Regions from separate parts of the Homo sapiens genome. Here region 2 is linked to region 1. A link is a loop called in an ENCODE intact Hi-C map of the cell type or tissue named here. Cell type or tissue: heart left ventricle. All regions are shown on one strand. Links, peaks and the distances in the headings refer to the core of each region. The heading gives the core; the rest is flanking DNA. Region 1 overlaps DNAJB13 (DnaJ heat shock protein family (Hsp40) member B13). Region 2 overlaps C2CD3 (C2 domain containing 3 centriole elongation regulator).

Region 1 (2,905 bases), core at 324-2,823:
GAGTACCCATCCTCGTTCAGCACCTATAGCAACATATCAGGTGTGGGGAGGTCTGCTTAGGACTTCCATGAGTACAGTCGAGATTTGCTCAGATTTTCATGAACACTCAGGTGACCTTTGCACACGTGAAAGATGCTCTATGGGATTTGTACTTGGGCTCAATCCTCTAGCAATGGGAAGAGCCTCCAGCAATGGGGAGAGCCTGCCCTGAGCCACTCCCACTCCCATCCTGTTGCCATGACAACCAAGAACTTATGATTCCAGTATGGCAGAGGATGCCATGAGACTGGGGCTGGGGGCTGAGATGCCAAGCAGTCACCATTAGTTGATCAAACACACAGCTCCAGCCCTGGCCACTAACAGATACATGGTGAAAATGTACTCCATTCCTCTCTCCAAATCCCAGAGGCCCGGCCCTGAGCCTCCAGCAAGTCTCTTAATCCCAAAGAGAGAAATGAAAGTCAACATATCTAAGCCTCCCCCAGTGCATTCCCCACTGGGGATCCTTCCACTCCCCAGTCGCATGTCCAGATGGGTTCCATCTGTGGAAAGCATGGCCGCATCGGCATCTCCTCTGCTGGGCAAAGGTGGAGGGGGCTTGCTCTTATGCCTGGCACAGGGCTGGGCCATGGGACAGGGCCAAGCCAAGGACTAGACATGAGGCACTGAGGGTCTTCCTCAACCCGTCACCTTGGGGACTATCTCCCAGCCCACCCTCCATGCCCACTGTTCTTTCTTATGCACGAGGCATGCACCCTGATGAAATCCTGGGAATATGGTCTGGTAAAGCCCAGAAGGAAGAATTCAGAAGAGACTCCTCCCATTCAGAGCCTTTCCAGTTCCCACGGGGATGGGGCTGAACTGAAAGAAAGGAAGGGAAAGAGCCTGTCCCAGTTGGGAAGGCTGCAGAGGGCACTCCTGCACTAGGAAAGAACCGGGCTAATGTCTTCAACTGTCCCTTCCGAATTTCAGATTCCGGAATTCTAACATCCTAGGTCTCTGAATCTAAGGTTCCATAATTCCATCAGAGACCATCCCTGAGTCCTCCCACCCAGGTAAGGGAGGAGGCAGCTGCTAGGCTGCAGGAGATAGGTGGCTCCCGGGAGGAGCAAGCTGAGTACTCACCCTTCTGGAGATCTTAATTTTTTTGGTGCAGCCAAAGAATAAGTCCTCCAGGGACAGGTAGAGATCCCGTTCGACTTGGGGGTCCTGCTTCTTGACCCCTCGGCCCTGGAGCCCCCCAAAGTTCAAATCTACCTCACTTCCTTCTGCATCAAAAAACTCTGCAGGAGGTAGGGAGAGGAGTAAGAGAAATTGTATCCAGAGACCCAGACATGCGCGCGCGCGCACACACACACACACACACACACACACACACACACACACACACACACAGCCTCCCTATCCAGATATGCTCCCCAACCTCTTCAGTGTCCTGTGTAACACCCAGCATCCTATAACCACCTCTCAGACTGGCCAAGCCAAGGAGCTGTCTTCAACTGCAGATGCAGTGATTATCATCCTTTGCCATTTCCCACTGCTTCACCTCCCCTTGGGACATTCCCCCCCCACCCCGCCCAACGCTTCCCCGTCTCTCTTATTCACAACTCGGATACCGTAACTCTGGCTGTCTCAGGAAAGGGAGGCACTCCCTCTGGTGGCCGCGCTCAGGAGTGCCAGAAGAGACTGCTGGTAGTCCTCGGCAGGAAGGTGAGAGCCTGCCAGTCCTCTCTACTCTTCCCCAGACTCCATAACCCTTCGCTGTCCAGCCCAGCCCAAGATTGCTAAAGACCCCAGACTCAAGTTTCTATAAAGCTGTCAGCTGAGATGGGGGAGGGAAAGGGTTGGTCCCTAACAATTTGAGAGGCCACCGGCATTCCCCAAACTCCTCTTTCCTCAATTTCTTTTGCCCCTGCCCAGCTCTGCACCCATAACCCCTCTTGCTGCCCCCATCCTTCCTCCCAGTGCAAAGACAGCCCCATCCTGGCTCTGCCCCTGATGTGCTGTGTGATCCGTGGGCTTCAGTGTCTTGGTCTGTGGGATGGGGTAATAATGCCTGACCTGCCTTCCACCATTAAGATGAAGAGCTAAAACTTGCTGAGAGCTTACTATGCGTCAGGTGCTATTTTTGGAACCTTACATTATTATTTCATTGGTCCAGGGAGCCCAAACAAAACGCTTAAGGTCCCGTAGCTAGTAAGCAGTAGAGTTGGGATCTGAACCACAGGACAATATGACTACGGAACCTGTGTCCTTAACCACTGTGCCACGCCGCATCGCTAGATGTGGAAGCCCCTCATAAGCTGTAAACTCGAGGGGCGCTATGGTTAAGAGTTTTCATATTCTGCCTCTCATGGTTAATGCCATGGAATGAACTTCACAGGCTAGAATGGTGAAATGACCTTAGGCAGGGATGGTGAGGTGACTACACTATGTCCCTCTAAGATGCGATGGGCAATCAAGAGGCCTGAATCTTCTGGTCCTCCTGTTGCATTGCTGAATTCACTTGTTCACCCAGACCTACAGTGTACCAGGCAGTAAACACCCCAATAGCCAGTCCACAGGAAGCCCAGCCCCTCAACCCTGCAGGGAGATGGGACTCAGGAACCCTTGGGGTGGAGCACTATGGCAGTATAGCTTCTGGGCACTGCCTGAGGAAGCCCAGACCCTGAGCCTGACCTTTCCCAATGAGCGATGCCCTGTAGACTCACTTGGCTCCTTTGAACTGAGACAGGTAGGGAGGCAAGGTCCACTGTATGGCATTTTTGGACTGCAAAGCCCCTTTCATTTTTTTTCTTTTTTCTTTTTTTTTTTTGAGACAGAGTCTCAATCTTGTTGCCCAGGCTGGAGTGCAATGGCGCAATCTCGGCTCACCACAACCTCCACCTCCTCGGTTCAAGCGATT
Region 2 (2,905 bases), core at 220-2,719, 54 kb before region 1:
CTCTAATCCCAGCTACTTGGGAGGCTGAGGCATGAGAATCACTTGAACCTGGGAGGCAGAGGTTGCAGTGAGTCAAGATGGTGCCACTGCACTTCAGCCTGGGCGACAGAGTGAAACTGTGTCTGAAAAAAAAAAATCTATCCTTTGGTTTCCTTTCCACAAACCAGAAGCAGCTGAAAGATAAATAGTCCTGGTAGAGAATCCCAGCTCTCCACAAAGCCACCAGATCAGATCAGTAGGGGGCCTGAGGGAACTTACTGATCCTGGGTTTCTTCTCAGCCTGTGGTCCAGGCCTGACGGCTGAGCTGCCCCTCTTGGGGCAAGAGGTCCTGACCTATTGCCTCATTTCATTAAACCACCAAGTCCCTAGCTTTCTGCAGAGCCTAAGAGAGACCTAAAGGTCAAAGTATCTCTGATAAAGGCCATACAGAGCTTTTAGAAGATAAGCAACTTGGCCACGGGTGTATAGAGGTCAGGAGAAACAGCCAAAATTGGCTGGCGCCACCCTGGCCCAGACTGCAAGTTGGCAGACACTTTTTAGGAAGGGGCTCATAGGTCTGCTGGGCAGGTGCTAGTCTCAGGTTGCCTGAGCCACTCTGAGGCCAGAGTCCAGGAGGAGCCAGGAGCTCTTCTTGTAAGAGTATAACTTTTAACCCTTCCCTCTCAAAACCTGGACTTTGGAGCCCTCTCTCTGGCAGAGCTTGGGTTCAGAAGATTGAGGATCATCTTTTGAACCAGGCCCTGTTTAAAAAAACAAACAAAAAAAAGGGTTGAGGAGTCTTGCCCTAGTCAGGCCCCTTCGTAGCATAGACTAAGGCCCAGGGTGAGGGAGTGACGTAGGCCCTGTAGAATGGGCCTGTCCGGGAAGGCTTCTTGGAGTAAGGAGAGGGTGGCATCAGGTGGGGTGTGGCACGGAGGGAGCATATCGGTAATAAGAACCACATGACCAGACCTCTAATTTAGGCATGGAGGGTGAGCTCAGAGCATGAGACCAGAGCCATGCGGCAGCCGGGCTGAGCAGGTCAGATTTGGGATTTGCCTCTCAGGGCTGGGCCTCTAGTCTAAGTGCCTTGTCCTCACTTCCCCTCTGCTCCTACTTGTGGCTGCTGAGTTTGCTGCTCTCTGTAGTATCAAGGAAGTTCTAGTCCAGGCCAGACTCTGAGAGCCACCCCAGGGAAAGGCAGCCAGCCAAAGGGGTGAAAGTTGAGCAAGGCAGGCAGCTATATTGAGCCCTCACTCGGCCTCTGATGCAGCAATCCATTGGCAGGTCCACCTAGCCAGCCAGACCCAGGCGGCTGTTTACTTTCAGTTTTCAGCTCCTGAGTCAATGTTTATGTCACTTAAAGGGGCTACTGTGGAAAAGAACAGAACTTTAGCCCTCATCCCAGACCAGAGGCTCACTGTTACCAAAGAAGGGGGGAAGACAGTGGGGCGGGGAGAACTTGCCTGGTCTAGCACTGCTTACCTCAGTACAGGAGATCCTGTACCCCAGCTCTACTCAGGACTTTTGGGGCCTGACCCTTTGCCAGGGATGGGGTCTGAGAACAGCAAGGCTTCATTTTGCTCTTGGGTCTGCAGCTGGTATTGGCTCTAGCTCCATCTTAGCCTCTGTGTTTTGTAAGATATTATACCTGGTCAGAACCTCGGCCATATCTGAATTTTATTTGAACCCAGCATAGACCTGGATAAGAAGACCAAACAGAAGTTCTTAGATCCACTTGACAGTGAAGCTAAGACCCAGAGAGACCCAGAGTGAGAAAGCATCTTGGTCTTGAGTGAGTGAGACAGTTAGGTTGGGCCACAGACCAGTGTCCCTTCCACTGCACTCCATTGCCTGTCCTCTGAGAAAGTCCCTCAGATACTTGGAAGCAGGGGTAAGTGGGGGCACCTGTACCCACCAACCCCTGGGAGCATGTGGCCTGTTCGAGGAATCCATCTGGGGGCTGGAGTGAAGAGAACCTAGAACACAGTGGCTGGGATCAGATCATGTTCCAGGCCAAAGAAGAGGGCCAGGCCCTCCTGAGAGAGCTTTTGGAGAAGAGTCTGCATCACAGGGAGCAGACCAGAGAAGGAGCCAAGGGCCGGGATAAGCCCGTGGTTTATAGAGTGCCTCCTCTTGCATTATCTGCTCATCCTGATCCCATTCAGATGCACAAACCAAGGCCCAAAGAGAAGGTGGGTTGCCCAACACCGCTTGGCTAAGAAGTGGTAGAGCCAGGACTAGAACCAGCTCCTTATGCAGGGTTAGCCACTCAATTTGAAGAGCCTCAGGAAGCCCCACATTTTCTTTCCAAACCACTCCTTACACCTTCCACGTGCTCCATTTTCTCCCCAGCAAAGTCTGATCTTTAGCATTGAAGGCTCTTTTAAGACACATCTATTATCAGAGAGGCCTATCATGTTCATGACCTGGGTGTCCAGGTACTCAGAAAGGAACAGGTCCCATGTATGGATGAGGTAGGATTTAATGGGGCAGCCTGAAAGCCCCTGGCCTACTGCCGTGCTTGACACCCGGTCCACAGGAAAGCCAGTTCTGTCCTTCAGCCTAGTACAGTCGTCAAATACCCCATCCCTGTTCCCTGGGAAGGCCCTTACAGATCAGCTCGCTGAAGTCCAAGAAGAATAAGATCAAATTCCCCCCAGACATTCTGGAACTTCCTCAACCAGCATCAACCCCTCTTCTAGTAATAGGTTTGTCTTGGCTGTTCTCCATACCTGCAGCTCAGCCTATCCACCCCCACCACTTTCCTAGCAAAGAAAATTCCTTCCTCACAAAACCTGCACCTCCACGTGGCATACCCTCTCTCTTCATTGTCTGTTCACATTCCACCTTCATGTTTAAGTTCCCGCTCCAGGGACTTCACCCCATGGATGACACCCGCTGTCTAGACTCCAAGGCACCTGC

The links. Peaks named below come from ENCODE experiments on the same cell type or tissue, not always from the same donor. Only the 100,000 strongest peaks of a DNase experiment are listed, where the experiment ranks them.
Region 2: it touches region 1 in a loop (7-fold over the local background); 23 of 110 quality-filtered maps call a loop at or near these places.

Annotation. Positions count from the first base shown.
Region 1 is chr11:73,963,256-73,966,160 of GRCh38, reverse strand. DNAJB13 (DnaJ heat shock protein family (Hsp40) member B13) reads right to left here. Exons shown (of 8, transcript NM_153614.4): 4 at 1,126-1,283; 5 at 1-23. Among named protein-coding and RNA genes, the nearest start is that of DNAJB13, 14 kb to the right of the region's middle. RefSeq lists silencers at 1,393-1,482, 1,503-1,612. In heart left ventricle, for the core only: a CTCF peak has its summit at 1,671 (motif pointing left); a DNase peak (open chromatin) is centred at 1,650.
Region 2 is chr11:74,016,915-74,019,819 of GRCh38, reverse strand. The region is part of intron 32 of C2CD3 (C2 domain containing 3 centriole elongation regulator); the gene reads left to right. Among named protein-coding and RNA genes, the nearest start is that of UCP3, 9.3 kb to the right of the region's middle. In heart left ventricle, for the core only: no CTCF peak of the experiment used is centred there; a DNase peak (open chromatin) is centred at 1,179; H3K27ac peaks cover 2,144 bases.